Linked DNA regions of Homo sapiens: region 2 is linked to region 1. Evidence: read pairs that join two places in POLR2A ChIA-PET (ENCODE). Cell type or tissue: OCI-LY7. All regions are shown on one strand.

What was found. ChIA-PET counts read pairs that join two places held together with the same protein. Peaks named below come from ENCODE experiments on the same cell type or tissue, not always from the same donor. Only the 100,000 strongest peaks of a DNase experiment are listed, where the experiment ranks them.
Region 2: POLR2A ChIA-PET joins it to region 1 with 10 read pairs; 4 of 35 experiments call an interaction of 5 or more read pairs at or near these places.

Annotation. Positions count from the first base shown.
Region 1 is chr3:120,538,286-120,543,285 of GRCh38, forward strand. No RefSeq gene overlaps it. Among named protein-coding and RNA genes, the nearest start is that of NDUFB4, 56 kb to the right of the region's middle. In OCI-LY7, no CTCF peak of the experiment used is centred here; no DNase peak of the experiment used is centred here.
Region 2 is chr3:120,796,505-120,801,504 of GRCh38, forward strand. No RefSeq gene overlaps it. Among named protein-coding and RNA genes, the nearest start is that of LINC02049, 37 kb to the right of the region's middle. In OCI-LY7, no CTCF peak of the experiment used is centred here; no DNase peak of the experiment used is centred here; H3K4me3 peaks cover 836 bases; H3K27ac peaks cover 1,574 bases.

The DNA of each region.
Region 1 (5,000 bases):
TGGCCTTAATTGATCCACCCACCTTGGCCTCCCAAACTGCTGGGATTATAGGCAATAGCTACCACACCCAGCTCCAATGTGTACTCTTTTATCGCTCATCCCCTTCCCACCCTGCCTGCCCTCACTCTGCTCGTGAGTTTCTAAAGTCCATTGTATCATTCTCATGCCTTTGCATCCTCATAGCTTAGTTCCCACTTAAAAGTGAGAACATATGATATTTGGTTTTCCATTCCTGAGTTACTTCACTTAGAATAATGCTCTCCAACTTCATCCAGGTTACTGCAAATGCCATCGTTTCATTCCTTTTTATGGCTGAGTAGCATTCCATGGTGTATATATACCACATTTTCTTTATTCACTTGTTGGTTGATGGGCATTTAGGCTGGTTCCATATTTTTGCAATTGCAAATTGTGCAGCTATAAATGTGGGTGCAAGTGTCTTTTTTTATATAATAACTTCTTTTCCTCTGGGTAGATACCTAGTAGTGGGATTATTGGATCAAATGGTAGTTCTACTTTTATTTCTTCAAGGAATCTCCGTACTGTTTTCCATAATGGTTGTACTAATTTACATTCCCACCAGCAGTGTAAAATGTTCCCTTTTCACCACATCCGCACCAACATCTATTATTTTTTGACTTTTAAATTATGGCCATTCTTGCGGGAGTAAGGTGGCATCTCATTGTTGTTTTAATTTGCATTTCCCTGCATTTGTGATACAGTTCCCTGCATTAGTGATGTTGAGCATTTTTTCATAAGTTTCTTGGCCATTTGTATACCTTCCTTTGAGAATTGTCTATTCATGTCCTTTGCCAACTTTTTGATAGTACTATTTGTCTTTTTCTTGCTGATTTGTTTGAGTTCCTTGTAGATTCTCGATATTAGTTCTTTGTCAGATACATAGTTTACAAATATTTTCTTGGACTCTGTGGGTTTAGTCAGCTGATTATGTCTTTTACTGTGCAGAGCTTCTTAGTTTAATTAGGTCCCATCTATTTTTGTTTTTGTTGCATTTGATTTTGGGTTCTTGGTCATAAACTCTTTGCCTAAGCCAATGTCTAGAAGAGTTTTTCTGATGTTATCTTCTAGAGTTTTTATAGTTTCAGGTCTTAGATTTAAGTCTTTGATCCATCTTGAGTTGATTTTTGTATAATGTGAGAAATGAGAATCCAGTTTCATTCTTCTACATGTGGCTTGCCAATTATCCCAGCACCATTTGTTGAATAGGATGTCCTTTCCCACTTTATGTTTTTGTTTGCTTTGTCAAAGATCAGTTGGCTGTTATTTGGCTTTTTTCTGGGTTCTCTACTCTGTCCTATTGATCTATGTGCCTATTTTTATAGCAGTACCATGCTGTTTTAGTAAGTATAGCCTTGTAGTATAGTTTGAAGTCAGGCAATGTGATGCCTCCAGATTTGTTATTTTTACTTAGTCTGGCTTTGGCTATGTGGGCTCTTTTTTGTTCTATATGGAATTAATGATTGTTTTTTCTAGTTCTGTAAAGAATGATGATGGTATTTTTATGGGAATTACATTGAATCTGAAGATTGCTTTTGGTGTATAGTCATTTTCACAATAGTGATTCTACCCATTTATGAACATGAAATGTGTTTCCATTTGTTTGTGTCATCAATAATTTCTTTCAGCAGTGTTTTGTAGTTTTCCTTGTAGAGATCTTTCACTTCCTTGGTTAGGTATATTCCTAAGCAGTTTATTTTATTTTATTTTATTTTATTTTATTTTATTTGCAGCTGTTGCAAAGGAGACTGAGTTCTTTATTTGATTCTCAGCTTGGTCATTGCTGGTGCATGGCAGTACCACTGATTTGTGTACATTGATTTTTGTATCCTGAAACTTTACTGAATTCATTTATCAGATCTAGGAGCTTTTTGGATGAGTCCTTAGGGTTTTCAAGGTAAATGATCATATTGTCAGCAAACAGTGACAGTTTGACTTCCTCTTTACTGATTTGGATACCTTTATTTCTTTCTCTTGTCGGATTGCTCTGGCTAGGACTTCCAGTACTGTGTTTGAAAGGAGCAGTGAGAGTGGGTATCCTTGTCTTGTTCCAGTTCTCAGAGGGAATGCTTTCAACTTTTCCCCATTCAGTATTATGTGGGCTGTGGGTTTGTCATAGATGGCTGTTATTACATTGAGGTATGTCCCTTCTATGTCAATTTTGCTGAAGGTTTTTATCATAAAACGATGCTAGATTTTGTCAAATGTTTTTTCTGCACTTATTGAGATGATCATATAATTTTTGTTTTTAATTCTGTTTATGTGGTGTATTACATTTATCAACTTGCAGATGTTAAACCATCCTTGCATGCCTGGTAGAAAACCACTTAATCATGATGTATTTCTTTTTGATATGTTGTTGGATTCAGCTAGCTAGTATTTTGTTGAGGATTTTTGCATCTATGTTCATCAGGGATATTGGTCTGTTTTCTTTTTTCTTTATGTCCTTTCTTGGTTTTGGTATTAGGTGATACTGGCTTCATAGAATAATTCAGGGAGGATTCCCTCTTTCTCTATCTTTTGGAGTACTTTCAGTAAGATTGGTTCCAATTCTTCTTTGAACATCTGATAGATTCAGCTATGAATCCATCTGGTCTTGGACTTTTTTTGTTGGCAGTTTTTAAATTACTGTTTTGATCTTGCTACTTGTTATCGGTCCGTTCAGGGTTTCTATTTCTTCCTGATTTAATCTAGGAGCGTTGTATATTTCCAGGAATTTATTAATCTTCTCTAGATTTTCCAGTTTGTGTGCCTAAAGGTGTTCACAGTAGCCTTGAATGATCTTTTTTATTTCTGTGGTATTGGTAGTATATCTCCTGTTTAGTTTCTAATTATGCTTATTTGGATCTTCTCTCTTCTTTTTTTTGGTTAGTCTCGCTAATGGTCTATCAATTCTGTTTATCTTTTCAAAGAATCACCTTTTTATTTTATTTGTCTTTTGTATTTTGTTTGTTTCAGTTTCATTTATTTCTGCTCTGTTCTTTGTTATTTCTTTTCTTCTGCTGGGTTTGGGTTTGTTTTGTTCTTGTTTCTCTAGTTGCTTAAGCTGTGACATTAGACTGTCTATTTGTGCTCTTTCAGACTTTTTGATGTAGGTATTTAATGCTAATGAACTTTCCTCTTAGCATCACATTTGCTGTATTCCAGAAGTTTTGATAAGCTAGTTGTGTCACTATTATCATTCAGTTCAAAGAATTTTAAAATTCTGTCTTGATTTCATTTTTGACCCAAAGATCATTCAAGAGCAGATTATTGAATTTCCATGTATTTGTATAGTTTTGAGGTTTCCTTTTGGAGTTAATTTCCAGTTTTATTCCACTGTGGTCTGAGAGGATACTTGATATGATTGTGATTTTCTTAAATTTATTGAGCCTTGTTTTGTGGCCTATCATATGGTCCATCTTGGAGAATGTTGTATGTGCTGAAGAAAAGAAAGTATATTCTGTAGTTGTTGGGTAGAATGTTCTGTAAATATCTGTTAAGTCCATTTGTTCTAGGGTATACTTTAAGTCCATTGTTTCTTTGTTGAGTTTCTGTCTTGATGTCCTGTCTACTGCTGTCAGTGTAGTATTGAAGTCCTCCCCATCCTACCTCTGTTATTGTTCCCATCTATCTCATTTATTAGGTCTACTAGTAATTGTTTTATGAATTTGGGACCTTCAGTGTTAGGTGCATATATATATTTAGGATTGTGATATCTTCCTGCTTGACTAATCCTTTTATCATTATATAATGCCCCTCTTTGTCTTTTTTTTTTTTTTACTATTGTTGCTTTAAAGTCAGTTTTGTCTGATATAAGAATAGCTTCTCCTGCCCATTTTTGGTTTCCATTTGCGTGGAATTTTGTTTCCACCCCTTTACCTTAAGTTTATGTGAATCCTTATGTGTTAGGTGAGTCTCTTGGAGACAGCAGATACTTGGTTGGTGGATTTTTATTCATTTTGCTACTCTGTATCTTTTAAGTAGAACATTTAGGCCACTTACATTCAGTGTTAGTATTGAGATGTGAGGTACTGTTCTATTCATCATGCTAGTTACTGCCTAAATACTTCAGTTTTTTTTTCATTGTGTTATTGTTTTATAGGCTCTGTGAGACTCATGCTTTAAGGTCATTCTGTTTTTGTGTACTTTGAGGTTATGTTTCAAGATTTATAACTCCTTTTAGCATTTCTTGTAGCACAGGCTTGGTAGTGGCAAATCTCTCAGCACTTATTTGTCTGAAGAAGACTTTATCTCTCCTTCATTTATGAAGCTTAGTTTTGCTGGATACAAAATTCTTAGCTGACAATTATTTTGTTTAAGGAGGGTAAAGATAGAACCCCAATCCCTTCTGGCTTGTAAGATTTCTGCTGAGAAATCAGCTGTAAATCTGAAAGGTTTTCCTTTATAGGTTACCTGGTGCTTTCATCTCACAGTTCTTGATTCTTCCCTTTGTCTTGACTTTAGATAACCTGATGACTCTGTGCCTACATGATAAATCTTTTTGGGTAAATTTTCCAGGCGTTCTTTGAGGTTCTTGTATTTGGATGTCTAGATCTCTAGCAAGGCCAGGAAGTTTTCCTCAATTATTCCCTCAAATAAGTTTTCCAAACTTTCAGATTTCTCTTCTTCCACAGGAACACCAATTATTCTTAGGTCTGGCTATTTAACATAATCCCAAATTTCTTGGAGGTTTCATTCACTTTTTTAAATTCTTTTTTCTTTGTCTGTTGGGTAAATTTGAAAGCCTTGTCTTCAAGCTGTGAAGTTCTTTCTTCTGCTTGTTCTAGTCTATTGTTGCAACTTTCCAGTACATTTTGTATTTCTCTAAGTGTATCTTTGATTTCTAGAAGTTGTGATTGGTTTTTTCTTTATGATATCTGTTTCTCTGGAGAATTTTTATCTATATCCTGTATTTAAAAAAAATTTTCTCTAAGTTGGTTTTCACCTTTCTCTGGTATTTCCTTGAGTAGCTTAATAATCAACCTGCTGAATTCTTTATT
Region 2 (5,000 bases), 260 kb after region 1:
CAGGGCAATAACAGAAGCAATAAATAGCATGGTGTCAAAAAGGAACTTGGTGCATTGAAGAGTGTGCAGTATATCTAACTGAAGTGCTCAATGTTAGACCTTTTATTCCATTTTTCTAATCATAAGAGACAATAGAAAGCCATTTGCCTTTGAATTGCTTGAGGTAGGCTTGATATAAAAGAGGTATTGTGGCCACTACTCTGACTATATGCTCAAACCCCTTGCACACAGTAGTTAATGATGTTTGTAAACTTCAAATGCATCCATCCATGTACCATTTCTCCCCAGAGAGAGTAGAAGTTTCCAAGGGCTTGTGTGCCAAGCATTCTGCTTCTTTCCTGGCTCTCTTAATTCAATGCTAGACACATACTGGTGCACAGTAGTCCCTCAGTTAAGTACTAACTAAATTGATTTAAATTATCTGGTTTGGGGAAAGAAGTTATGTGCCTAGTGAGCCTGGTTTCTCAGCACATTAACACTTCATCAAACCTCTGTCAGATCAGATTCTCAATAGGATATCTTAAATACATGCTATTAAAATACCTAAATAGAAGTTCCATCTGTTTGAATAGACTGAGCCTGATGAATCAGCCAGAGAGGTGGGAGGCTGATCCAGCCAGACATGAACCTATCGGGTGGGGAACAGGCAGCTAGCTCTCCCTCCTTTTGCTACCCCGCTAGTGCTCACATTAGAATGTACAGATTTATGAAGTGAAAACATGATCAACCAGTTAGCAAAACGCAAAGACTGGAGCAAGCCGTAGGGCATTGTTTGTAGGCTCGCTAACAGATGTCCGGCTGGAACCCCTCTTCCCAGCTGTAGATCACACTGAAGCCCTTGTTAGAGTAGGAGAAAGAGGAGCCCTGGGACCTGCCCTTTTCACAAATCCTGGGCCACTGGAGTCTACATTTTGTTTTCATGCCATTGTAAAAAAAAATTTAAAAAGACACAAAAAAACAGGACTTATTTTGGAAACTGTCACCAGTGAAGTCACCAAGGACTTAAAGACATAAAATATAAAGATGGAAAAATGTCGAGGAAGCTGCATCCCTTCATATTTGCCCAGCAAAATTTTGCACGAACATCCATCCTTAATGAGAGTCATCAAGCCCAAATTTCCAAATGGTCTTGGCTGCCAGAATTCTAGTTACAATCAGCTTCTCCCCATTCCCATTTTCCCTTAAATACCCTGGTTGTGGGTTGCATTTTTCGATGCTGTGATTAAAGAAGGAAAATGATTTCAGGGTCACTCTTCACACCAAAATACATGTTTCAAAATGTTCTTTTCTAAACTTTGCTCCGATTGGTAGCACTTAGTACACAAGGCCTTGCACACAATAGGTGCTCAGTAAATAATTTGTTCAATTAAACTGAATCAGACTTCATTCTTCTAAACTAAGAAAAAAATTGAGTGTGCTTTCTTATTAGCACCACTGGCCTGATTTCTCTTCTACCGTGCTGTCTGTCAACTTGCCTTTCCATGTCTGTAGCCTTAACCCAGCCCCTAACACAAAGACATGCAAACACAGTCCCACACTATCCCATTCAAGTGTTTCTATTGCTCCTTTATGGGTCTGCTTATGGTATTTACTTTGTTAAATGAGAGAGGAAGTGAAAAGAATAATGTCTAAGAGTCAAAAGACCTGGATTCTCCTCCCACTTTTGTCATTACTTTGGATCTTAGGTAAGTGACTATGCGCTCAGATTCCTCATCTCTGAAGTAATAATAATAATATATATGCCTGACCTACCTCCCAGGATTGTTGTGAATATCAAATGAGCTAATATATGTGAAAACCCTTTGAGAACAGAAAAGGCTTTTTAAAGAACTGTTCTTATAAGAACCTCACCCAGTTCATGTACCCAGTAAAGCATCAAGAAGGTCTTCCATACCGTGTTTCCCTGGGAAATGGGTTCCTTCTCACCTCCTTTCTCCAGGAAATGCTAACTGGCTGACCTCCTGGGACACATTTACTCTGATGAATACACTGAGGTCTAGGGTTGGGCCCTCAGCTTTACAGCATCAGAAACTGGATCTTGACAGAGCCTCTGAGTTGATCAGACTAAGAGATGCTGACTCATACTAATCCACAAGAGACTGATATATAACCAGAATGCCAGTTTATTAATTTACAGTGGGAAACATTTGGCCTGATCTGTCCCTTTTCTCCCTACAGGCCAGTTGCATGGGAAGAGAGATCATCTGAAAGTTGCTCAATGAACAAGGAACTTTGACAAAGAGAGTTATATTATTCAAATGTTTGATAACATAGGGCTCTGCTCAACTGGAGCCTCTGTCTCCTCAACAGGAATCTGCTCCAGATGATCTAGATGTTTCAGGCACTGTGGCGGAAGCCCCCATTCCTGAACAATGCACACAAGAGCCAGTGTACCATGTGTGCCCTTTTCCCCACATTCCCTCTGTTGACCAACACATTGCTCTTTATATATATTAATCCTTTTGAGACTTCTTGCAGTGCACCTGTGGTTCCCAAAGCCAGTCTGCTGACCAGGAAGAAGCCGGTTGCCACAAAAGCACCTGGGATACATGTAAAGAAATAACGGGCTTGTATAGCTCTACTGGAAATTCTAATAATTAGGTCTGTGGAGGAGTCTAGGAATCTGAATGTTTACAGGCATCCCAAGTGACTCTGATCATCAGCCAGGTTGGGGAACCACTGATATAAAAGTCTTATTGGCTAATAATCTATTCTACCACTTTAAGACGACTTTGCATATTCTGATCAGATCCATTACAGACTGATTGTATAGATTAACTCTCAGAACAAAATATTATTTCCTAGTTCTCAAAGGCCAATCGCTGTTGTATCCTTGAGCTTGCTTCCTTCATTCTTTCTTTCCTTCCCTCTTTCCTTCTTTTCCTTCCTCCCCCCACCCCTCTCCCTTACATAAATATTTATAAATACATAATGCATAAGGAAGCTTACCAAGAGGAGGCTGTAGCAGTTGACACTCCAAGAGCCAAAACCAAAAGCTGCTGTTAGGTGATAATAGACTTGGAGGATTAGGATATATAAGCCTGGTGCACAGACCGCTCTAAGGCCAGCCAGTAATACCAAGGCCTGACATTGAACAATCTTGAGATAATTTCTCTGTGGTAAGCAACCCTGGGCCTTGGCATACTTCCTGAGCTGATGTCCTGTAGGAAACAACATTATGCTCCCAAGTGACCTTGAGGGAAACTCCAAGAACCATGTTTCCGTCCCGCTCATGACAAAGCAGACAGCCGTCTTTCCTCTCAAATATGGCTCCCATGTCGCTAGCACCTGGCAGTGCCTTGCTTCCAGCAGAGCACCAAAATCAGGACAGCAAAGTGAGAGTCAAATCTAAGGAGGGGTGCCAATGTGTGATGGGCATCTCTTTATACCAGGTTCTGTGTTCCCATACTATATATCCTATGCACCACAAAAATCACTGAAACAGGTTTCGGTATCTCCATTTTCTAGATGAAGAAATTGAGGCTCAAAGGGACTAAGTAACTTGCTAAATAAAGGTCATGCCAGCAGTTAAGTGGTGGAATTGGGATTTGAATCCAAGCTCACTCCGTTCCAAATTCTATGTTCTTTCCATAATCCCATGCTGCTGAGTAAACAGGGAGGTTGGAAGTGGGAGTTTTGAACATAAGCTTCATTTGCTATTCATACTAATTTATAGATAATTTTTATAATTTCTCTATACAGAATGACATATATAAATACATTTTTTTTCAAATATTCCATAACAACTATCACATTCCTACATATAAAATATACTAGCATCTAAATCTGCATTTGGTTAATCCTGATTCTTTTCTCAGGGGGAAAAAGGCGGCTATAATTAGGGATAGGATTGGGAGTCAGGATATCTAGTTTATAGTCCTGGCTCTGCCTTTCACTCACTGTGTACATTAGGAAATTCCTTTTTTCTTCCTGAGCCTCATTTTCATCATCTGTCAAAGGAAGGGTTGGATTAGATCTTTTACATGCTAGGATTCTAAAAATCTAGTAACACTGTTACCATGTTTCTTAATTGTTTTAGATCAAAGCACAGAAATTGAACAGTAGAAAAAGAAATCTGAACACATATATTAGAAGGCTATTTAATAATAACTAATTTTATTGAGCACTGTTTGTATGCCAGGGACTGTACTAACTAGTTTGTATTACTTATTTTGATTACTTCTTATCACATCAACTCTATTCTTATTTATCCATCTCTTAGGAATAGAGAGGTAAGTAATTTGCCCAAGATCACATGGCTGGTAAGAGGAGAAGCCAATGCTGAAATCCAAGCACAAGCCTAGGGCCAGCTCCTAAATATAGTCCTAGCTTCCACTCTTGCTTTACAGCTCCCACTCTGATGACTGTGTAGGACATTTATGAAAGTTGCATTTGGATTATCTGATCTTGGGACATGAGGAAAAAAGGACAGCACATATCAGCCCATGTAAGGGAATTTCCTAGAGACTATTGTTATGATTATCTCCCTTGGGAAAGGGAGCTGTAAAAGTTATATAGAATATGTTCAGGTTCAGAGAGTCAACTGCATCAGAGAAAACATTATACTGGTCAACAGGCCCTGGACATAAAATTACTTCTATTCCTTAATATTATTAGTAAGCTTTGTTTTCCTAACACCAAGGTCATAAAAGTTAGGCCCCAGTTTCTCTGCCTGGGTTTAAGTAGGAGGAAATAAATCAAGAAGGAGAAGAACTTTTCTTGCTCTTACTGATCCTGTGGAGGTAAAGGCAAGTGGGAGGAAGGAATGGTTGCTGGCAGGTAGATCAAGAACTATCAAAGGCTGAGTCCTGTACAGATGGGGATGCTGTATTTGATATCCACCCTATTCAAATGATGCCTTGATAGCCACCTATTGCTTCTGATCTCCCTGGACAGGGAAGTTGGGTGGCAAGGCTGAGCCATGGTCTAGGATGAACTATAAAAACATTACGAACCATTTCTATCCCCAAAGGATAATACCTGGACAAAACTACAAGAAT